3 separate regions of the Homo sapiens genome follow, and all the other regions are linked to region 1. The links are chromatin loops, found by intact Hi-C in ENCODE. Cell type or tissue: HCT116. All regions are shown on one strand.

What was found. A loop is a pair of places that touch in the nucleus more often than their neighbours do. Peaks named below come from ENCODE experiments on the same cell type or tissue, not always from the same donor. Only the 100,000 strongest peaks of a DNase experiment are listed, where the experiment ranks them.
Region 2: a loop joins it to region 1, with 9 times the contacts of the local background. A loop is called at or near these places in 18 of 110 quality-filtered maps.
Region 3: a loop joins it to region 1, with 19 times the contacts of the local background. A loop is called at or near these places in 72 of 110 quality-filtered maps.

The regions. Positions count from the first base shown.
Region 1 is chr4:101,165,121-101,173,120 of GRCh38, forward strand. The region is part of intron 2 of PPP3CA (protein phosphatase 3 catalytic subunit alpha); the gene reads right to left. Among named protein-coding and RNA genes, the nearest start is that of MIR8066, 72 kb to the right of the region's middle. In HCT116, a CTCF peak has its summit at 4,281 (motif pointing right); a DNase peak (open chromatin) is centred at 4,301; H3K27ac peaks cover 7,948 bases.
Region 2 is chr4:102,259,287-102,267,286 of GRCh38, forward strand. SLC39A8 (solute carrier family 39 member 8) reads right to left here. Exons shown (of 9, transcript NM_001135146.2): 9 at 2,380-3,907. The coding sequence ends at 3,758. Among named protein-coding and RNA genes, the nearest start is that of SLC39A8, 82 kb to the right of the region's middle. In HCT116, a CTCF peak has its summit at 3,952 (motif pointing left); a DNase peak (open chromatin) is centred at 3,915.
Region 3 is chr4:101,727,401-101,735,400 of GRCh38, forward strand. The region is part of intron 2 of LOC107986297 (a long non-coding RNA gene); the gene reads left to right. Among named protein-coding and RNA genes, the nearest start is that of BANK1, 59 kb to the right of the region's middle. RefSeq lists a silencer at 3,212-3,506. In HCT116, a CTCF peak has its summit at 3,310 (motif pointing left); DNase peaks (open chromatin) are centred at 3,062 and 3,291.

The sequences.
Region 1 (8,000 bases):
GCTGCTGCAGCAATAACAACAACAGCAACAAACTCAGCAAAAGCAGTTTATTTCATGTTGGATGACTCTTATAATAGAAAACATTTCTTTGTATCTCTTTTTGATGTAAGGGATACTGCACATGGTTTAAAAATAAGAATAATCAAACGAAGACAGACATTCCACATTTCTCCTTCCATAAAGGCAGTCTTTTTCCCAAACATTGAAAAATGAAATAATGCCATTTTTAAATATAGACTAATTATTCTTTGTACAAACAGTAAAACATTTGCTATGTCTATTTTTTTACCTGTACAATCTTTAAGACAGATTCAGACAGACACAAACTTAAACTGAACATTAACCTTTAATGTGCTTCATACAGTCCCCTAACCTTTTAACCAATCAGACCTCATTCTCAACTTATACAATTTTTATATTAAACCCTTTTCCCTTGTTGCTTTACCCAAGAATAAAAGAAAAACCCTTGAACATCTGAAACTGCTTTGATGTCTAAGTAGTTGTTCAAATATTATAATACTTACATGTGTACATCAATAAAATGTACTAACCTTTCAAGAGAATTGGCCATATACAAGCACAAAGCAGCCTTTTATGAAACAATAGGTAATTTACATGAAAATAAAAGGAATTTATCAGATAACATTACTGAGATATACTCAAACTGCCATTGGCTTTGTTGGTAGTGACATCCAGGCCATAGATACTACATAAAATTTTCTATATAACAACAGAAGTGGTTTGCATGTTAAATAAGATTAGTCTTACCTGGTTAGTTAAAAGGAAAGTAGATGGATGATACAGCAATGGAATGATCAAAGGTAGAAGATGGTAGACTTGCTAAATCAGTTAAGTAAAAATTTAAGTCATAAGGGATCAATTAGAATACATACAACCAGATAAAATATGGAACATATATTCATTTAGCAGATTTCAAGAAGATAAACTTGAATTTGCATGCACATTCCAACTTAAAAGTATTTTAGGATGAAACATATACAACAACCATTTAGATAATGAAGTACTCCTAGGCAAAGAAATTCTTCCCACTACACCCAATCAAACACCAACATATTCTCTTCCAGACTCTGAATTTCATCACTTAGATTTTCCTTTCACCTCAAACCAATTGTTACTTTGGCTTTTCTGAGGTACACAATTCTTTGGTGTCTGATAACCCATTTTCGTGCCAAAATATTACACAATTGTCCCATGAGAGCAGTGCAACGCACCGTTCCTCCAACCCAAAAAGCAGATTTTTATCATGCAAAATTCAGTCTCAACACAAAGATTTAATGTTTACTCATTTAAACAAATTTCTTTTGACTCCTTAGAGTATTTTTTCCTGAATATTTTATCTCCCTCAATGGAAAGTTGTCCCAAAAAGGCAGAGAGAAAAGAGAAAAAGAAAAGAAAACTAAATTTCCTGAATTCAATTTCTCATTGCTTAGGTCATGTTTGCAAGTGGCCCACCCTGCCACGTTAAGTCCACATTGTACAGTTTATTTCTGGAGAGAACATATTATGTTAATTTGGATTTTCATATGGTTATTACACTCTATGAAGCCAATATTTGAAAAGTATTTAGTTCATCATTTAAAAGACGGATAAAATACTTTTTACCTCTAAGGATTCCAAAGCAACAACAATATGAAGACCCATTTGTTGGTTACCACTTACATTGTATATTTCCTTAGGGTATATTAATACATTTGAAAGCTACTTTGGGTTCAAGCCAAAACATTATGATTTATTTACTTTGTTGATATTAACAAGAGCTAAATTATTAGAAAGCAATGAGACAATATTCAAAACTGAAACAACAGCACACAGCCATTTTCTTAGTCTTTCTTGTCCCTCCTTTAATTATACGTGCAATTTAGCATTTTGATCTGAATTCAGAAGAAAGACAGGTGAGAAATGATTTGCCTCAAGTTAAACTCCAAATTCCATTCTCTTAACTAAACATGTTGGCATCATTAATAGAAGGAAGTGGTGAGACAAATACAAAATTACATTTCTGTAAGAGAAATAACTCTCTAGGCTCTGTAAATGCCCATTATTAGGGGAGATAATCTTTAGACAGCAATAGGGATGATGATTCCTGACATCACTATAGAGGCTCTTGGTTAAGGCACCTTAAGAACAAATTGCTTCTGGATGCATACTGAGATGCATGGTGACTTTTGTGTTTGTTTTTTGAGTAAATCCCAGCCACATGGTTACCAGACAGTTTTCTTCACCTAGACAGCTTTAGTAAAAAAGCATCAAAGAGGAGCTTAGTCAACATTTAAATCGTTACCGAATATGTGTACAAGTATTTACCAAGAGCTTAATATATGTGATGTATTGTTTTAGACACTGGGAATAGGGCAATGAAAAAAAGAGTTAAACATCTCTCCCCTCCTTCAGTGTACACTCTAAAGAGGCAGAAAGATAACTAATAAATAAAAAAAACTGAGCTACAAAGTGTATCAATGAATGATAAGTGCAATGGAGATTATAATCTAGGGGTGATAACAAGCACCTGGGAAGTGGTGAGGGTTGGGGGACACAGCTATCACACAGGGTGGTCAGAGACGGTCTCCCTTAGGAGGTGACTTCTAAACACAGACACAGAAGGTCAGGGCTGGTATAATTATGTGGGTGACAGGCTGGCTGGCTGGAAAGGACACAAACTACAGAACATGTGTGAGAAAGAGAAGGGAAGCCAGAGGGGCTGAGGTGAATGAACAAGGGTAGCAGGAGTAGGAGTTGAAATCAGAAAGACATAAAGGCAGAACAGGCAAAGGATCAGAAAGGCCTTGGAGTTGAGGTAAAGCACTTATCCTCTTGACCTCTCTAGTGGGAAAGGAAGCTCCTAGAGGGATGTGAGCAGAAGGGCTGTATGGTGGTACTTCTGTTTTACCAGCATCACACTGACCACTGGGTTGAGAATGGGGGCAGAGGGAAGCCAGAGAACACTTTAGATAGAGGCCACTGCAATAATCCAGCCAAGGTAGTGGAAGGGCTAGTGCAGACAGGGAATGGAGAAGTGATCAAATTCCAGGCATAGTTTAAAGACAGAGCTAAAAGAACTTTCAGACAGACTGTGTACAGGATGGAGAAAAAATAGAAAGGAGATGTCAAGAATATAGTTGTGTGTAATAAGATGGAAGGCAAAGTAGGAAGAACAGATTTATGAAGGAAGGTCAGAAGTGTGGCTTTGGAAATGTTTAAATTTGAGGTGTGTCTCACACAGGCAAATGGAGAAAAGTAGATAACTAGAAATATGAGACTGGACAGAGGAAAGGACCGGGCTAAAGATGAGAATATTTAGGAATCATCTCACAAAAGACAATTTTTAGAACAAGACAATAGGGAAAATATCCAAAGGCAGTGAATGTAGATAGAGGAGGGAAGTCTAAGGACTAAATTGTGGGACACTCTAAGAGGGAGAAGAACCTCCAAGGAGACTAAGTAAAAAGGACCACAAACTAAGGAAAAAGCAGGTGAGCATGGTATCCTGATAACCAAGGGAAGAAAGTATTGAAAGAAAGAGGGAGTGTCAACTTCTCAGGAGGTCCAATGAAAGAAAGACTAAAAATTGGCTGATGGCAAAAAGGTTCAGGTACTGAACTGAATAATATCTATTAAGACCATATATACGTCTCCTTAAAAATTAGTTTTTAGGAGCTATGCCATACTATCCACATGTCTAGCAAGTAAGACCTCTTATTATATCAGAAATTTACACCAGTCTTTTGTATCTGCTTACACATATGATGATACATGTGCTAAATCCACCATCTTAGCCTTCTAAAGCAATGATATAAGAATTATAATTCTTTATAATTCTATCTTCCCCTTTATACCTATTTGCTGGATGATCAATAATATGTACTGAATGAAACAATAATAAAGCTACTTCATAGACTTCAGTCACAAATGCAAACAGGAAATTGAGACGCTCACTTTTGCACAAGGGCAATTAATTGCAAACAGGAACTACAGATAAGCAGTTAAGCAATTATACCTACATACAAAGGTCAACAACCAGCCTTGCCTGTTCACTGAAGATCAAACTGAGTGCCTAGTATGGTAATCATGTATAGGCAATTTAGGAAAGTGAATATATTACCTAAATTCTAATAAAGCTCGTAAGTGAAATTCATCACTTTTACCTTCTACATGGATTTAGCACAGTGCGTAGAGAAGATGCTCAGTCAGCAGCAAAGACAAGAATGAATGGTGTGCATGCCCAAGGCTACTACAAATGACCACTCTGGCTATGTCCTACAGTACTCCAGAGGGCGCTATTTACCAGGCTACCATGTCATGAGACGTGTAGTGCAGACATGCCCAACCACCTGTGGCAACCCTGGGGAGCATCAGTCAGACTCTGACTTTTATCCTAAAGCTGAAAAGCAATCACGGTAATGGCACATATATGCTAAATATCCTTTGAGATCAACATAAACTGAAACAGGCCTAAAGAAAGAGACAGTTATTAAATGCCTACCTATGGGTTTGATTTTTACCCAGTTCTATAGGTGAATATGTTTTCAGCATCTGATTATAAGCTGCTAAAAGGCAAGTAGAGCATGCAAATGTTATATACCAGAAGAAGTAAATGCCTTTTTTTTTTTACTGCTGACTCTTATGTGATGACTTTGCAACCTTAGAGAAATCTGTAAGAAGAGGCTTCAAAAAATGCTGACTCAGAAATAATTTACAAACCATGCTTTTAAGACATGTTGGTGATTTTTATCCTCTTAAATTTGGGGAGTCAGTTTTGATTCTGAAAAGACTGTTCATTTTACAGTAAGTGTCATGCAGTATATTTTGAATTTAGGCAGCTAATTATCAGGCAAGGCCCAAGTTTTTTGGCTCTGCTAACAATTATGGAAATTTCCCCTATTTCTATAGTTTTCCATATAAAATACAGTATTTATTTGCTAGCATTTGCTGATCTTAAACGTGGTCCAATTAACAGCTGTAACACAAGATACAAAAGTGACTTAAATTACTCCCAGATAATAATTTAAGATTCTTGGCTTACCAATTGAAATAACAAAAGAAAAGTGGCCTTAGAACAAGTAACACAAAAGTCTGTAATTTAGAGCATCAAGACATTTTTTCCCACAATTATATAAAACTACATAGAAAAGAAAAAAAAAACTCCTCCTGACTCTTGTTGAAAATCTCCCATAGAGATCCAATGGCAGAATATACTGCAAAGTACCTGAGATGTTAGGCTTTAATCTCCTGGACCCTCAAGGCTATAATTTTTCCTGGTAATTCTAAAGCCACAGTTAACTACATAACAGAGAGCATCAGTCAGAATTTAAAAAGCAAAAGCAATAAACATTTTGCATGTTACTACAAATAAATAAATGGAATTTAACTAACTGGAAAGGAGTTAAGGGCTGGGAAAGAATATCATGGAAGTAGGGTGAGAGGTGAAAAAAAAAAATAACAACAGGAGACTGCCTTCATATTTGCCAAAAAATGTTCACCATGCTTGGGTCAACCTCACACCTAGCATCTCTTCTCTACATGTCTGCACTTTTCTTAGATATACCTATACTTGGATTTTACTAAGAAAAGTAACAGAATAATCACGTTTCATCTACCTTCACTCAAAAATTCTTGCCCAGCCTATAATTAATCATTCTTATCTGTTCCCCAAATATCTTAAGCTTTCAAAATTCATTCAATTTATTTAAACTCTTATTTATTGAGCACTCTTATTTACTGATACATTTACCAATATATCTGTGAAACTGACACAAATCCCTGCCTTCAAGGAGCTCGCATTCTAGTCTAGTCAAACTTATTTGGGCAAATAATCATTTTGGTATTTTTTAAAGTACTAAAATTCAATCCCATTTAAAAAGGAATTAACTAGCATCTACAGGAATACTTAAATATTTACTGTTTTACTTACTATCACATTTTTCCAAGTAGCTATCAATACTCACCCAAGGTACACAGAGAAAAGTCCTTTGGGTGGTTGTCAGTAGTTTACATTCCTTCCCTGCCATGTGTGAAATCTCCTTTCTGTGTCATTTGAAAGCCATCCGTTTTTACCTTGGTGTGTGAATCGGGGTCATCTGTGGAGCTTCTGAAAAGCAGAGCTCAATTCAGACTTACTGAATAACAATCTCCCACAATAGGAGCTAAACATGTATATTCTTTAAAGCTCCATAGTTGGTTCTGATGCATACTCGTTTATGAACAATTCTTTCAAAAAAAAAAAAAAACCCTTCAAAGAAGGTTGACAGCTTAGGTAAATACTATGGTTAAAAGAGAACTTGCCTGTGAAGTTCCGCTACATGACAATAGTAATAAAAATAATAATAGCTAAATCTTATTGTGCACTCACTGTATATCTTGCACTGTTCTAAACTGTTTCCCAATGTTCCTTCTTTCAGCCCTTCTAAAACTATTATTATCCCCATTCTGCAGGAAACTGGAACATGGAAAGGTTAAGTAACTCATGTAAAGTCCCAAAGCCCAGTAGGCATAAGGCTGGATTATGAACCCTGGCATAACTCTAGAGTGCCCATGCTCAGTCATGACTTTGTAGAAGAATTTATTCTCACCATTCATTAATTTACTAATTAATTTACTTGGTAAAAAACAGGCATAGGTATAAGAGACATAAATATGTCTCTAGTTTTCCTCTGTAATACTTACCACAAATATATGCAATTGTGTAATCTGTTTAATACCGATTTCTGCTAGGATATAAGGATTATGAGAAAATGAGCATGTCTCTCATTTACTATGTCACTGCCATATATAGCACAATGCCTAATGCATGACAGCATTCAATAAATATTTGTAGACTGACTGATTCAATGAATGAATGATAGTCTGTAGACTACAGCTGTGTATTTCTTATTAAACGAGTCATACTTGTAAATGACTTAATCCAGAGCATTAGTGCTCTATCAAAGTACTGATGGAGAGCAGTGGGAGAAAGGAAGAAACAAAATGCCATCATATCCAGAGTACCGCTTGACTCTCTCAATAAGCCCATGACAGGCAGTGGAGGTATTATTATCCTATTGTAAGGGAAAAAATCCTCAACATGAGTATGTCTAGAAATTCATGCTATATTCCCACAACCTGAGCATAGAACCAGAGAGATTGGTCCAAATCCCATTTCTGACACTTCTATCTGCGGCCTTAGACAAGCTCTTAACATTACTGGCTTCAGCTATTTCATCTACAGAGAGAATTATGTACCCATCTTGCTTCTAATTCACTGATATATTCCAAAAACTTACAAGAATACCTAGAATATAGTTGGTGCTACATTAATTACCAAATTGTGAGGTTATTTAGGACCTTAATTATGAAAACATGTAAAAAAGTATTCAGCACTGTGACTAACAGAGTTAGTCACAGTTCCCTTGTGACTAAATGTCCCCAAAATGTTTTCCTCACTTTCCTTTCTTTTAAAATCTTAAAACGAGTCTTTGTCCCCCTTCCTCATTTCAGACTCCTTTCTAAGCACATGTGGTCCCTTCTCTAATGAGTCTTAGGAGGTTTAGCCCTATTTCCATGAAATCACCTAGTTTTCTAATGCAGAGGGAAGCTGAATCTAGTTTTTAAATCAGGACAAATTCTAACTTACAATGGGAATTCATTTGCTTTCTTATTCCCACAAGACATATTAAACATAACTCTCTAAGTTCTCATTCTTTCTAAAACCCACGTCCTCACTTAAATATATTTTTTAATGATCCTGTAAAAAAAGGCTTCAAAACTTGCAATGCTACTTTATTTTCACAATTCAGACTAATAAAATCAATTAACTACAAGGCACACATTAGATTTGTTTGCACTGAAGAACAATTAACTGGACATTTAAATCCAGCATTCCCAGATTTATGATAACCCACATGTACACGGAGCTCCACAAGCCAACTTCCCTCCTCAGACTCCTCTCTACAACTTCTTCCTCTTAGTGTAAAAGTAGAGCCATTGGGCCAGTGTAATAATAACAC
Region 2 (8,000 bases), 1.1 Mb after region 1:
AAGCTTGGCAATAAATTATCCACGTGTTGCCTCACTGGGGTTTTACTACCAGTTGGTCTATACTGTTGTGGGAATAACATGCACAGTCACTGCAGAAGGAATTAAGCCATTGTATAAACTTTAAAACATGCAAGCCCACCCATTAAAATTGTTCCTTGTTATTCTTACCGTATATATCCAAAGTAAATGAAGTTGAGATTTGATGTCATCAGTAGCCCATTTGATTATCTACAAGAATCAGATAACAAACTGGTATTATGGGGGAGAGATATAAATAGGAAATCAGTGATGTGCTCAAACTGTAAATCTAGCCCCGCCATGGCTTATTTCTATACCAGTTGCTTAGCATGGCCAACCCGAAAGTCAACGATTTTAATAGTCCCTGAATAGTATTATGATGATCTCTGGTTACTTAGTAGGGCCCTACCTAGCAGACTGTTTCTGCTTTACCACATTTGGATGTCAGATCCAACTTTTCTTGCACTGACTGGCTGTAATAACCCATATGGGGCAGGGGGAGAAATAAGTGGTTTTTTAAATTTACTTTTGCCAGTATGTGTTAATAGTACTTAGTTTCATAATTCTGGATGTGGCTCCAGTAATCAGAAGAGCTTTAAACAGAAAGATCAAAGTCCATAGAAAAGAGTTTTGTTTCCGTTTCCTTAGAATATAGATCATCCTGTGAAAAACATAGGATTTCTTCAAGGTAAATAAATAGTACTCACAGGAGGCTAAGGCAGAGAAACTATAATGACAAGTAGTTCAAGTGTGTAAAGAAAAATACTGGTTATTAGGAAAGACTGCTCAGATGGGCCAGTATAATTAAAATAGTTAAAGTGACAAGGGATTGATCTGAAACAAGTCATGAGAATCCCTACAAAAAGCAGTTCCCTAAACTGGCTGCATAAGAACCATCTGGAGTAATAAGCTTACGAATTAAACTGATACAAGCCTGTCTGTACCTGAGACAGCCGATATCCAGTCTGGGCTTCTTTTCAGTAAGAGAATTCTGATTTTATTGCTGGTAATGTATCCAGCTAAAAGCAATGTTTCTCAGCTTCTCCTGAAGATTGGTATGGCCATGTGACTAATTCTGGTCATTGAATACAAGTGGAGATTATTGGCTATTACTTCTGAAAAGGCTCTTTAAAGAGGGAGGAAGAGCTGAGTTTGAACTTTTTGCCTTTCTACCCATTCCTCCTTCTATGTAGAATTTAGACCTTAAGGCTGAATCTGTAGCAACCATCTTAGAGCATGAAGCAATCTTGAAGGTGGGAGTCACAAGTTAAAGATGGCAGAGCTAATGGATTAAAGGAGTCTGGGTTCCCAGCCACCATGGGACTGCCATGCCAACCCTGCACTGCTCCTTCCACACTTGTTTTATAAGAAGGAAAGTAAACCTAACATAGATAATCCTGTTACTATACACCATCAAATCCTAAACACAGTGCTACTGGCATTTTCTTAGCCTTACCAGATTGCAACAGATGATTTTCATTTTCAGGCAAGTATAACTACCTCCACAATGCTACCCAGCTGTCAGTGATTACAGCATACCATTTGGGGAAATGCATGTCTTAGAATTAATGAAACAGGTATTTAGAGTCTTCAGTTTATCCAGCTGCCTTAGCTTGCCTGAAATCTTACTAGTAAACTCACTGATTCTGGGACCATCCAGAAGCTGGAAATTCCCAATGTGGAAGAGAAATGGCCATGAGAGAATGCCTTGTGCATACCTGGCACAGAAAGGAAGCTAAGGAAAAGCAATCCAACACAGACATTGCCACCCACAGTTGTATGGAAGGCAAAGTATCAGTGAGAAAGAAGCTGTAGTAACATCAGTGTTGGAGAATCTTTATTTATTATAGGGTTAACCTCTTGTACCGTAATGGACCTTAAATGAGCACAGAAGTCTGGTCTCCAAAGTGAGACCTAAAGGAAGATGATGCCAACCAGAGCATGGAGGACAGACTGGAAGTTTTCCCCTGGCACAGGCCATCAGTAATCAGCTGTTGATATGCCTATGTTAATTGTCTGGTAAACTCGTGGTGCTGTTTTGGCTCTTCTCAACTAGTTCACTTTTTAAAAATTTAAGCACCTCATTAAAGAAACCCTTTTAGATGTGGTAAAGCGAAACAGTCTACTAGGTAGGGCCCTACTAAGTAACGAGAGATCATCATAATACTATTCAGAGACTATTAAAATCGTCGACTCTTGGGTTGGCCATGCTAAGCAACTGGTATAGAAATAAGCCATGGCGGGGTTAGATTTACAGTTTGAGCACATCACTGATTTCCTATTTATATCTCTCCCCCATAATACCAGATACATGGTAGTCACTCAACAGGACAAATATTAAATAACAAATGACACAATACATGGTTTCAAAAGGGTGTTTACTATTTGGCCAAACAATATTTTTTAATTGTCAGTCATAAAGTGAAATACATACTAAAATATATATTAAATATTCACCAAATCTGCATTGCTGCTACATGAAAACATTTTTTGGTCTGTTGGAAAATGTAATTCCTGAGATCATTGTTGGGCTTTGTCAATCATTTTCCTCACCATCAAATCACCTTAAGTGACTTGGGAGTGTGAATCTAGGATGTTCAATTTTAGACCAATTTTCTCTATCTTCTAAATGAGTAAACAGGCTCTGTCTTTTATAAAAGGTAGAAAAATAACCATGGTGTGCTAATTTTTTTCAAGGTATACCATATGGAAAAGTATAGGCTGAACACAAAGGAAGTCTTTTCTGAATGGCTCTCGATCACACATAAGGAACATATGTTTTCCAGTTAATCTGTCCTTGATGTACAGCAGTCCAGCTGTTGTTTTGCATTTATTAAAATATTCTCTGCTAAATAGTTATGTTTGTCTTTAAAAGTAAATTGCATAAAATTACATCCAATTTCTTTCTCTAAACCAACATATTCTTCACCTTCACAAAGCAAACACATGGTGCACTGAAACCGAGGTGTTACCAGCTTTACATACTGTTCTGCCATTTGTGAGGGGTGCAACCACAACATAAGTCAGAAAAAAAGCTATCCAGCTTTTCGTGGAATCTGGTGAAGTTTATACTTAGCGATAAGCCTCTAAGCCTGAACTTAGCAGGGCTAGCAAAACTTTATTTATTTCCTAACTCCTATTATTTTAGAATGGTTTTCAAAATAATACTGCAAGTTCCTAATTGAAATACAAAACAGAACAAAAAGCTGTGAGAAATCTTTTTTTTCTTTGGCTCCTTAAAGACTTGGAATAATTTATATTAGTGTTGCATACATTTTACCTTCTACATTTTGATGTACTTGCTCTTGAAAGCACTAGAACAAATTAATTGAAATAAAACCTCTCTGAAACCATTTGAATCTTTGATCCTACCATAGAGTTTTAAAGGCTTTCAGGATATAACTTGTATTTTCCCCTGAGTCTGAGTGTCTACATGATTATAGAATGCATGTCTCTTGCTTCATGGTGATATCTAATATGCATGGAATACTGAAAAATAGGTATTTCCCAAAGGCTCCTATATACCAGGCATCTCAGACTGACACTGAAAACCTTTTGAAGCATTTTTAACAACAAATAATGGACTATTTCACAGACTGATGCCAATAATTAGTTTTCTGGACCTACAGTTGAAAGCAAAATTATCTTTTTAACTAAATAGGATCAGCTTCAAAATCCTTTTTGGAGATGTTTTTATCTATTAAATGCCTTTATTAACAACACCATCTTCCATTTTCTATTACTCCAATTCGATTTCTCCTGCATACAAGGTAATGAGTAGAATGGCTGTGAATCCAGTTAACATTCCAGCATTCTGAATCATGAAGAAGGTGAAATCGGTTTTTCTTCCAGTTACCTTTTCTCTCAGCATATCATTCATCTCTGGAAACTAGAAGACAGATATATTGTTAGATAACTGTTGCCATCTTGTGGCAAACCACAAAACAGTCACTTAGAGGCATACCTTGGAGACAGTGTGGGTTTGGTTCCAGACCAGTGTGATAAAGCAAACATCTCAATAAAGCAAGTTACATGAATTCCCAGGTTTCCCAGTGCATATAATAGATATATTTGCATTATACTGTAGACTATTAAGTGTGCAATAGCATAATATCTAAAAAGGCAATGTATATACCATAATTTAAAAAAATACTTTATTGCTAAAAAATGCTACCAATCATTCGAGCTTTGGGTGAGTTGTAATCTTTTTGCTGGTGGAGTCTTGATTCCATCTTGATGGCTGCTGACTGATTAGAGTAGTGGTTGCTAAAGATGGGAGTGGCTGTGGAAATTTCTTAAAATAAGACAACAATGACATTTGCAACATCAATTTATTTCTTTCATGAAAGATTTCTCTGTAGTGTGCAATGCTGTTTGACAGCATTTTACCCACAGTAGAAATTATTTCCAAAGTGGAGGCAATCCTCTCAAACTCTGTCCCTGCTTTATGAACTATGTTTATAGAATATTCTAAATCCTTTGTTGTCATTTCAGCAATGTTCACCAGGAATAGATTCTGTCTCAAGAAATCACTGTTTGTTCCTCCGTAAGAAGCAACCCCTCATTCATTCTAGTTTAATCACGAGATTGCAGCAATTCAGTCCCATCTTCAGTCTCCACTTCTCATTCTAGTTATCTTGCCATTTCCACTACCTCTGCAGTTACTTCCTTCCCTGAAGTCTTGAACACCTCAAAGTCATCCATGAGGGTTGAAATCAGCTTCTTTCCAATTTCAATTAATGTGGATATTTTGACTCCTTCCATAAATCACAAATGTTCTTCATATCATCTAGAAGGATAAGTCCTTTCTAGAAAGTTTTCAACTTACTTTGCCCAGATGCATCAGAGGAATCACTATCTACAGCAACTAGAGACTTACAAATTATTCTTAAATGATATGATTTGTAAGTCAAAACTACTCCATGGACTGATCCATGGACTGCGGAATGTATGTTGTGTTAGCAAGCACAAAAACTTTCATCTCCTTGTACATCTCCATAAGAGCTCTTAGGTGATTTGATGCACTGTCAATGAGCAGTAATGTTTGAAAGGAATTTCTTTTATTTTTCTGAGCAGTGGGTCCTAACAGTGGGTTTAAAATACTCACTAAACCATGCTGTAAACAGATGTGTTATCATCCAGGCTGTGTTGTTCTATTTCTAGAGCACAGAGTGGATTCAACATAATTCCTAAGGGCCCTAGGATTTGGGGAATGGTAAATGATCACTGACCTCAACTTAAAGTTACCAGCTGCATTAGTCCCTAGTAAGACAGTCAGCCTATCCTTTGAAGATTTGAAACCAGGCATTGACTTCTCTCTAGTATGGAAAGTCCTGGATGGCATGTTCTTCTAACAGAAGGCTGTTTCAGCTACACTTAAAATCTATTAGTTTAGTGTAGTCACCTTCATCAGTGATCTTAGTTAGATCTTCTGGATAACTTTCTGCAGCTTCCCATCAGCACTTGCTGCTTCACCTGACACTTTTATGTCATACAGATGGCTTCTTTCCTTAAACCTAATGAATACACCTCTGCTAATGTCCAGTTTTTCTTCTGCAGCTTCTTTACTTCTGTAAGCCATCATAGAATTGAAGAGAGTTATTCCTTGCTCTGAAATAGGCTGTTGCTTAACGGAATGTTGTAGCTGGTTTGATCTTTCTATCCATACCACGTAAATTTTATTCATGTCAGCAATAAGGCTGTTTTGCTTTCTTATTATTTGTGTGTTCATTGGAGTAGCCCTTTTAATTTCCTTCATCAATCCTTTCTTTGCAGTCACAACTGGGCTATCTGGCAAACAAAGTCTAGCTTTTGGCCTGCCTTGGGTTTCAACATGCCCTCCTCACTAAGCCTAATCATTTCAGGCCTTTGATTTAATATGATAGATGTGCAGCTCTTCCTTTCACTTGAACACTTAGAGGCCACTGTAGGATTATTAATTGGTGTAATTTCAACATTGTTGGGTGTCAAGGAATAGGGAGGCCCAAGGAGAGGGAGATGGAAGGATGGCTGATCAGGGGTGCAGGGAGAAAACACACACAACATTTGTCAATTAAGTTCACCATTTTATACGAATGTGGTTCATGGCGTCCCAAAACATAATAGTAACATCATAGATCACTGATCACAAATCACTATAACAGATATTATAATAATAATGAAAAGGTTTGAAATCGTTTAAAAATTAACAAAATGTGACAGAGACAGGAAATAAGCCCATGCTATTCAAAAAATGGCACTGACAGATTTGCTTGAGGCAGGGTTGCCAAAAACTTTCAATGTGCAAAAAACCTAGCATTTACAAAGTGCATCAAAGCAATGTGCAATAAAACAAGGTGCTCCTGTAATAGAATGCTGGGAGGGGTGGTATGATCATTTACTTTGGATGTTTAAAGGTTTTAGTACTGATAGCTTAATAGGAATATCTAGTTCTTTCAGGCATCAACAAGAGTAAAAGTACTGAAGTAGTATTTTTCTCCAACTGAATCAATCAGTGGGATGGAATTTACCTCATTTTATGTTCTCTTTCTCCTTTTCCATTACCTGCTCTCTATGCTTCACCCAACCCATTCTTTCATGACCTCAAGTTTACCCAGCAAAATCTTCACATCTACCATCACCTGTACCAGAACTTGTATTTCTCTAATTTTTCAGTGGACTAAATCCTTCACGTTTTACCTTATATCTTGCTAAAACACTTTTGCTAGCTAATCCTAGTTTATTCTAGATTCCTTTATTATCATCTCTCATCATATATTCTACTTTCTCTCTTATTTCATAGCATTTTTTATTATTTGTAATTATTTAGTCATCTGTGTGATTTTTTGTTGTTTAATTTAAGGATCCCCTCTTTCTAGAGGAAAAGCCCCATGAATGGAAAAGCCCCTTGAACTGTGCCTATTTTGCTCACTCCAGGATGAGTATTATTTCTTAGTATTATTTCTTTAAACTGAACAACTCTAGTAAGATTCCATTCTTATATCAGAAAGTAAAATGACTATAAGATAGCATGAGACATTAATTTTGTGACAAAAGTTATAAATGTAGCATTGGTTCTAAGAGATGAAATCCTTGCTCTTCTGAGGGTCTGCAGAGAACAACGAACAGAGCTAGACAAATATAATTTGGAGGTAAGAATGCAAATAAAAAACTCAAATTATTAAATTATGTATGTAATACATCCAGTTCCAAATGCAAAAGAAATAGTCCTTGATTTTCATACACTACCATATTATCATTTTATAGAAAGATTTCCATGATTTATTTTAAAATGCACAGGATATTCTCTCTCTTACACACACACATGCACACTCTTTTTTTTTTAGATGGAGTCTCGTTCTGTCGTCAGGCTGGAGTACAGTGGCACAATCTCGGCTCACAGCAACCTCTGCCTCCCGGGTTCAAGCAATTCTCCTGCCTCAGACTCCCGAGTAGCTGGGATTACAGGCGCCCGCCACCACGCCCGGCTAATTTTTGTAGTTTCAGTAGAGACAGGGTTTCACCATGTTGGCCAGGATGGTCTAGATCTCTTGACCTTGTGATCCGCCCGCCTCGGCCTCCCAAAGTGCTGGGATTACAGGCATGAGCCACCGCACCCGGCCATGCACGCTCTTTTGAGCACAAACACACACATACACACAGATACAAAGACACAGACATTGAACAGATATAAATATATACTATGTCAAATAACTATTGTCAAAATTTTACCAATTTTAGTGTACCAGTTTTAGTTTAACCCAAAAAGCTGTCACTGTTTAGAACTTTGAAATAACAAAATGCTATTTACTCTAATAAGTTATTCCTCTTCCAAATGTGGCATAGACACAAAAGAGGGAGAAAAAGGAGAAAAAGTCCTATAGGGACATACTATAACATAAGACAAGATGTACCAACCACAAGGGGAATAGAGATAGAGGAAAATATCTCTATTTCAGCAAAAACAAATCATTTCACCTTCAAACAATACGATTATGTTTTAA
Region 3 (8,000 bases), 560 kb after region 1:
TGGTAACCACTGTTCTATTTACTATTTCTATGAGATCACCTTTTTAGGATTTTGCATATGAGTGAGAACATGTAGTATTTGTCTTTTTGTGCCTGGCCCATTTTGCTTAACATAATGCCTCTAGGTTCATTCATGTTGTTCCAGATGACAAGATTTCATTCTAATCATCATGGAAATTAAAATCAAAACCACAATGAGATACCACCTTACTCCACATAGAATGGCTTTTATTAAAAAGAGGAAAAGAAGGTTGGTGCAAAAGTAACTGCGGTTTTTGCCATTAAAAGCAATGCAATAGTTAACAAATGTTAAATAATAACAAACGTCAGTGAGAATGTGAAGACAAGGGAACCTTTACACACCGTTGGTAGGATGTAAATTATTACACTCATGGAAAACACTACAAAGGTCCCTCAAAAAATTAAAAATAGAACTATATGATACAGCAATCCTACTACTGGGTAAATGTGTTAAGGAAATGAAATCAGTATATTGAAGAGATATTTGCACTCCTATGTTTATTGCAACACTATTTAAAATAATCAAGATAAGAAATCAATCTAAGAGTCCAACAGTAGGTAAAATTGATAAAGAAAACGTGGTATATATATACAATGGAATAATATTCAGCCATAAAATAATTAACTAGTTTATTTTAAAATGACTTTAAAACATACATCATCAGGAACTTCTGTAAGTTTTATCAAACACAGAGGTGGCTGGTGAATTGAGTATTTTGTCGATATCAGTTTTCAAATTTGAGTTCATTTCTATATCAAGTGCTAAGTTTTACAAAAATATATTTAATGACCTAAACTGTAAAGATTATAGTTTTTATTTCCATTTAAGAGCTGAAAATATGCTTTTAAAAAAATCATCTCCAGCACTTTGGGAGGCTGAGGCAGGCGGATCACCTGAGATCAGGAGTTCAAGACCAGCCTGGCCAACATGGTGAAACCCCGTCTCTACTAAAAATACAATAATTAGCTGGCCATGGTGGCAGGCGCCTGTAATCCTAGCTACCTGGGAGGCTGAGACAGGAGAAACGCTTGAACTCAGGAGGCGGAGGTTACAGTGAGCCGAGATTGCACTCCAGCCTGGGCGACCACGAAACTTTGTCTCAAAAAAAAAAAAAAAAAAATTAGTTGAGAAAACAACAATTTTAGAATTATTTGACAAGGTAAGGAAGAGGTAGGTCAAAAAGAATCTATGTTCTCCAGGTTCATCTACATTGTTACAATTGACAGCATTTCCCTCTTTTCAGGGGCTGAATAGTATTTCGTTGTGTATATATACAACGTTTTTTTCATCCATTCATCTGTTGATGGACATTTAGATTGATTCCATATCTTGGCTATAATAAGCCAGAAACAGAAAGACATTACTGCATAGTCTCACTTATATTTGGAATCTAAAAACGTCATCAAATGCATAGAAACAGAGTAAAATTGGCTGGGCGCGGTGGCTTACGCCTGTAATTCCAGCACTTTGGGAGGCCGAGGTGGGCGGATGACGAGGGCAGGAGTTCAAGACCATCCTGGCTAACACGGTGAAACCCCGTCTCTACTAAAAAAAAATATAAAAAATTAGCCGGGCATGGTGGCGGGCGCCTGTAGTCCCACCTACTCGGGAGGCTGAGGCAGGAGAATGGCCTGAATCCGGGAAGCGGAGCTTGCAGTGAGCCGAGATTGCGCTACTGCACTCCAGCCTGGGCGACAGAGCGAGACTCCGTCTCAAAAACAACAACAAAAAAAGAAACAGAGTAAAATTATGGTTACCAGAGGCTTGGAGTTGGGGGATGTTGGTCAAAGACACAAAATTCATAGGAGGAATAAGTTCAATAGATCTATTTTACATCAAGGTTAAAAACAATATATTGTATACTTGAAAATTGTATACTTGAAAATTTTAAGTGTTTTCATCACAAAAAATGACAAGCAGGTGAGGTAATGCATACGTTAAATAGCCTTATTTAGCCATTCTGCAAGGTATACATATATAAAAACATCACATTATATACCATAAATGCATACAATTTTTATTTGTCAATTTTTAAGTCTTTAATTAGGGATATTAAAACAAAATTCTTCCCTTAGAGCTACACTTTCAGCTATATGGTAGATTAGTTTAACTATAAGTCCCTCTCACTACAAACCCCTACATTCTGAGTAAAATATACTTCTTAGTACATTGTTAAGGTTATAAAAAGAAAGGGAAATCTCTAAGCTCACCCCCAAAATATTTATGAGTAGAAACCAGAGCTGTGATCTCAGACCAATGAGCCGACAGAAAAGGCAGGGTTGACCTTAGCTAAGCACTTCAGTAAAAGCAAGGTAAGGAACTCAGCCTCAGACTCTCATTGAGCCTGGATTTTCACAGAAAGAAAAGTGGTCCCAGAAGAGCCATGTCCTCTGGCTATAAATAAAAGCAAATTCAAGTAATCTTGCAGAAAAGCATTTCCAATTTCAACTCTAGAGATTTCCATAGATTAAGAACAAATAACTGTGAGCTCAAAACAAAAAAAAATAATAATAAAAAGCACAAGGATATGAGGTAACTTTTCTCTCTTGGTTTTTCTTAATGGTTTTTGGATGTTAAGAAAGACTACTTAAATCAAAATCATTTTTTCCCTGTTTTTCTTCTGTCCATAGCTAGACTGAAGTTGCCAGCCGTCCCCCTAGTAGTTAGTTATGGCCTTGTGACTAAGTTCTAGCCCCTATAACGTGAGCAGAAGCAATTTATACAACCTCTGGGCCTTCCATATGCCCTCCTCCATGTTCTTTCTTCCTCTAGCAGACACTGATACCAATAACAAGATGACCTTAAAAGCCATTAAATATAGATAACAAAGGCTCCATTTCCACTTTCCTGACAAGTGATCATGTTGGGACAGAGCAGGGAGTCTTCACAATACCTACTCAGCAGATGGATGTGACCAATGGGTAAGGTTCATTCTTCCCTTGGGGAACCTTCATTGTGTTTATTCTTCCCATACTCCCTCATTATCAGACCGTAAGGATCTGTTCCTGTTCCTGTACCTGATGCAGAACAGTGATGGTTTCGAAGATATCTGAACATTTGGCTGGATGGGGTGGCTCTTCAGGACAGAGTGAATATGTTCTAAATGAAGCAAGAAAAGCATGCATAGATTCTGTTGGTTAGAGCTCTGGCAAAGACTGCTAGCTGTCCACTAAAATCTCTCACTTATCTTCTTGAGCATGCAGTAAATTGGCCCTTCCCAGCATCCCTGGCCATGTGGCCTTGTGACTAAGTTCCCACCCCATGGGATATGAACAGAGGTTAGGCATGCCACCTGCTGGCCTGACCTATAATAACTTCCTACATGCACTTGTCCTCTTTCTCTCTTCTGGTTAACCTGGATAGAGAAAAATCCCAGGGTGAATTTGAAAACTACTTGTTGAAAATGGTACATCTATCATTAAGCAGAGCTGCCACAGACTGGGAACCTCTACCGCCGATCTGGGGACTGTGACAAAAAAGAAATACTGTACATTTTTTTTTCCTTTCTTTTAGCTAACAAAATAGTTTTGTTGATTAAAGTTGTTTAGCTTTCTCTATTGCATACAAATTTCTTACCTAAGCTTATTATGTGTTATATTTTAGTGGAACTCAAGTTTCAAGATTGTTTGCTTGTATTCTAGCTTACAATTTAAATGCCTTACATTTGTATATTACTCTTACATTTCATAAATTCTATTTTATTTGATGTATACCATAACCCTCTGAGATAGGCATGAATTAACATCTATATTTTAATATGTGTTCATTATAATACATGTTTAAATAACTCAGAAATCTACATAAAAGCATATCACCAGTCAGAGAGATAGATATGCTATCATCAGATAGCATGCAAATGTTTGACCATACATTTTTAATAAAGTGAAGCCAAATGCATGTAATTAATTCTATGTGTACTTTTACTTAACAATACATTTTTTTCAATATTAATATTCTATTCCATCATTGGAATGCTTAGTATCCTAAAAATGTAATCACAAACATTTGTATACATACATCTTTATTAGCTTATCTACTTATTGTTTCTTTACGCTATCACAAAATTGTACGGTCAAATGGCATGTTTACAGCTGTGATGTACATTGCCAAATTGTTCTGTAAAAAGGCATGAGTCAAAAGTTCTAACAATGTTTGCTATATTTCCTTATTCCATTTCTAATACTAGAAATTATTAATCATTTTAATACTTGGCAATTGTTAGAAGATAATAATACTTCTTTTTTACTGTGAATGTTTACTATTAGTAATTCTGAATATTATTTCTTTTTCATAGGCAATTTATACTTACTTTTAAAATTAATTTCCTAATATTCCCAAATTTCTTTAGCTTTTTTATTTCTATAAATTCATTTGGTTTGATTAGTTTACTGTAGTTCTGTATATTTTAAGAATAATAAAATCTTTGCGTTTTGCATATCACAGATTTCATCTTTGACTTACATAAAAGAAAGTAAGGTTTAAAGAGGTTAATTGACATGTCTAACATATATGCTGCAAAATCATGACTCTATGCTAGGTGTTCTGACGCATGTTTTGTTTTTAATTAACCTTCGTCATCACCTTTCTTATAAAGAGGCAACTAGAAATAAGGTAAATAGATGAGAGAATGATTGCACTTTGAATATGTGTTCCTTTGAAAATATTCTTAGTGTATTTATTCAAGTAGAATTTATTCTACTCCATAGGAAACTAATCTTTCTTGCTTTTTCCTGAAGACCTGATATAATTCCTGGCACATAGTAGGTACTTTACAAATATTTGTGAATGGGTGAATGAATGTACTGTATCCTGTGGTGACAGAAAAATGAGTCACAATCTCTGAATTAAAATAACTCTCGATCTTGTGGAGGTGAGAAAACAGACAAAATAGCACAAAATAGAAATAGGCATAGGATGCATCTGATGTCTAAGTAAATATTAGAAACAAAGACTCCTTAATCCTCTTCCTCAAATATATTAGCTAGGAGCACATTATCTTATAATGTGACTTGTTTCTTCTTTTTTTAGTGAGAAGTCATGAGGGAATGGAAACCATACTGGTATTGGGGCTTTGGATTCAGATATACTTGGGCTTATGATCAGCTTTACCACATTACCATGTTCTATCTAAATAATCCTGGATGGAGTAGTCTCTGTGAATCTAAATTTCTTTACCTGTAAATGTCATTAAAATGTCTAAATCCTCAACAACTGGGGGGGTGTCTAACTGACAATATATATAAAGTGCTTAGCTCTTACAAGGTACTCTAGAGGCATTGGCTCTTTTCAATGTTCCTCAGATAAACTATCTTATAAGTTATACAATATTAAAGATTATTTACCATTTTATGCCCGTGATCATAGCCTTTTGAAATCCATTAATAGTTTATTATCCAAATTTAATCTTCATAATTAGCAGAGCTTTGGACAATCAGCAGCATACTTTTACCATGACACTGTGTACCCCTGTCTTAAACAGAATAATTTAGAGGAAGATATTATGTACTGAGAGTTTAAATTATTTATTTATTATTTATTTATTTATTATTATTATTTTTGAAATGGAGTTTCGCTCTTGTTGCCCAGGCTGGAGTGCAATGGCACGACTTGGCTCACCGCAACCTTCACCTCTCAGGTTCAAGCAATTCTCCTGCCTCAGCCTCCCGAGTAGCTGGGATTACAGGCATGCACCACCAAGCCCAGCTAATTTTGTATTTTTAGTAGAGACAGGGTTTCTCCATATTGGTCAGGCTGGTCTTGAACTCCCGACCTCAGGTGATCTGCCCACCTTGGCCTCCCAAAGTGCTGGGATTACAAGTGTGAGCCACCGCGCCTGGCCAAGAGTTTAAATTCTTAAAAACATAAATATACATATGACACAAACTTTTAAGTTTCCCAGAACATAGAAAACACCAAGTAATAATATAAAATACTGATATGCTGTTTATTTAAGAGAAATTATATGTAAATGCTGAAGAGATGACTTTTAATAAAGATTATATGGTATTACACTGCCTGTTCTTAGACCATAATTTTATTTTCCAAGTGGGTGTTAGACACATATTATTGATCAGGGCATGCTATTCAGAATAAGTAATAATTGGCAATTCACTGAAGCTTGTGTGTGTGTTGAAATTTTATGCACTTCCCTGCTGTGGGAGTGTGACAAGGATAGCCCTTGGGAGCCAATGTTCACATTCCCCAAGATGTAATTCTTCTCACTCACGAGGAACTACCCTCCTTCCCACTTTGGTACTGAATAATGACCAATTCTTTTCTAATTTCTGTCATTTTTCCAGGAAACTTTGGACTAACCTGATTTATGTTATGTTCAATTACTTGTGATTCATGTTGCAATATTGAAAACGGGAATTTTATCAGCTTTAGATAAAAGATGTAGAGAGTACATCGAGTGTTCCTGAAATCACTAAATAGCTTACTAATTTTGTGGTAGAGGAAATAAAGATAATGCTTTTTTTAAAAAGCATGTAACTCATTATCTTAAACTGAGCTGGTCTTATCAAATTTTCTATATTCATTTTTTCTTAAGCTTCACAAGTCTTAATTTTCAAATTATTTGCTTCTTTACTAAAGGAAAGTTGTTCTGGATTTCTTTCTCTGCTATGATATGGTTAAAAGAGTTACAGTGGGATCTAGTACTTATGAAATATTTTAAAAATTGTGTTTACCAATATAAAAGCATGATATGCTGTCTTCATACTTTGAAATATTATTCTTTAGGAAATTTCATTTTTTGGTTTAAACAAACTTCATTGACAATAACCTTAATACCTCAAATTTGTGATGATTACGCCGATGTTGATGAAGGAAGAAAAGATTATGAAACTGTCCTTCAAAAAAAAGCTTAAAAATTTCTTATTACCCTTTTATTTGAAGTCTGTAAAATGCATTCCTTTAATGATATAAAATTTAAAAAAATCTCAATTATTGAAGCAAATGACCAGCTTTCTTCTTTTCCGGTAAAGACAAAGTATCAGAAATAAGGTAGAATGAAAGGGTTTTTCTTCCTCTATCACCAACAAACACAGTACAAAAGTTATAAACAAGTAATAAATCATAATGTAGTCAATCAGGGCAGCACAGGGACCATGTGTCACATGTAAATGTTTTTTCTCTGTTACTAAAATAAAAATCTTGTCCAGTTTTCTCTGTAATGTAAGAATTAGCTTTCCCTCCTTCTATTTGTCTTTCCTACATTTAACTTGAGTTAGATATTTTTGTTTGTTTGTTTGTTTGTTTGTTTTTTGAGCTAAAAGAGGTAGATAAGGTAGGTAGATATGGAAAAGCTCCAGATCTCAATTCATAGTGGTTGTCTTGTCCTGGGTACTACCCAGAGGAAGTGGAACAATGGGACTTTTGAAAACTTGTACAAACTATCAAAAATCAAGCACAAAGAGAAATATAACAAAAATTGAGAATGGAGTCTCAAGTGGTCTACCATGTATGAAATTTAAGTTCCATGTATGAAATAAAGAGTGGGAGAAAGGGAGTTTCTTTCTACATTGTTTCTACATTGTTTCTACAATTGTTTCTACATTGTTTCATTTGTAGAAACAATGAACAGCTGAAAAACTTCCAATTTTTATTAAAACTGTAAGCCCTCAGATCCAAGAAGTAGAATAAATATCAACAAGAACAAACAGAATAAATAGCATACCCGAATATAATGTAATCAAATTTATGACAACCTCTTAGTCATAAAAAGAAAATATTAAAAGCATTCAGAGAAAAAAAAACTACATTACAAACAAAATAACAATCATAGACTTCACATCATAAAACATGCAAGCCAGAAGGCATAATATCTATCATTAAAGCACTGAAAGATATTGTTAACCTATAATTCTATTTCCTGCAGTTCTTACAAAGTATAATATAGTCTTACCATTAATCCAGAAATTGTACTTGTAGATTTTTTGTTTGTTTGTTTGTTTTCTTTTCTTTTAGACGGAGTCTCG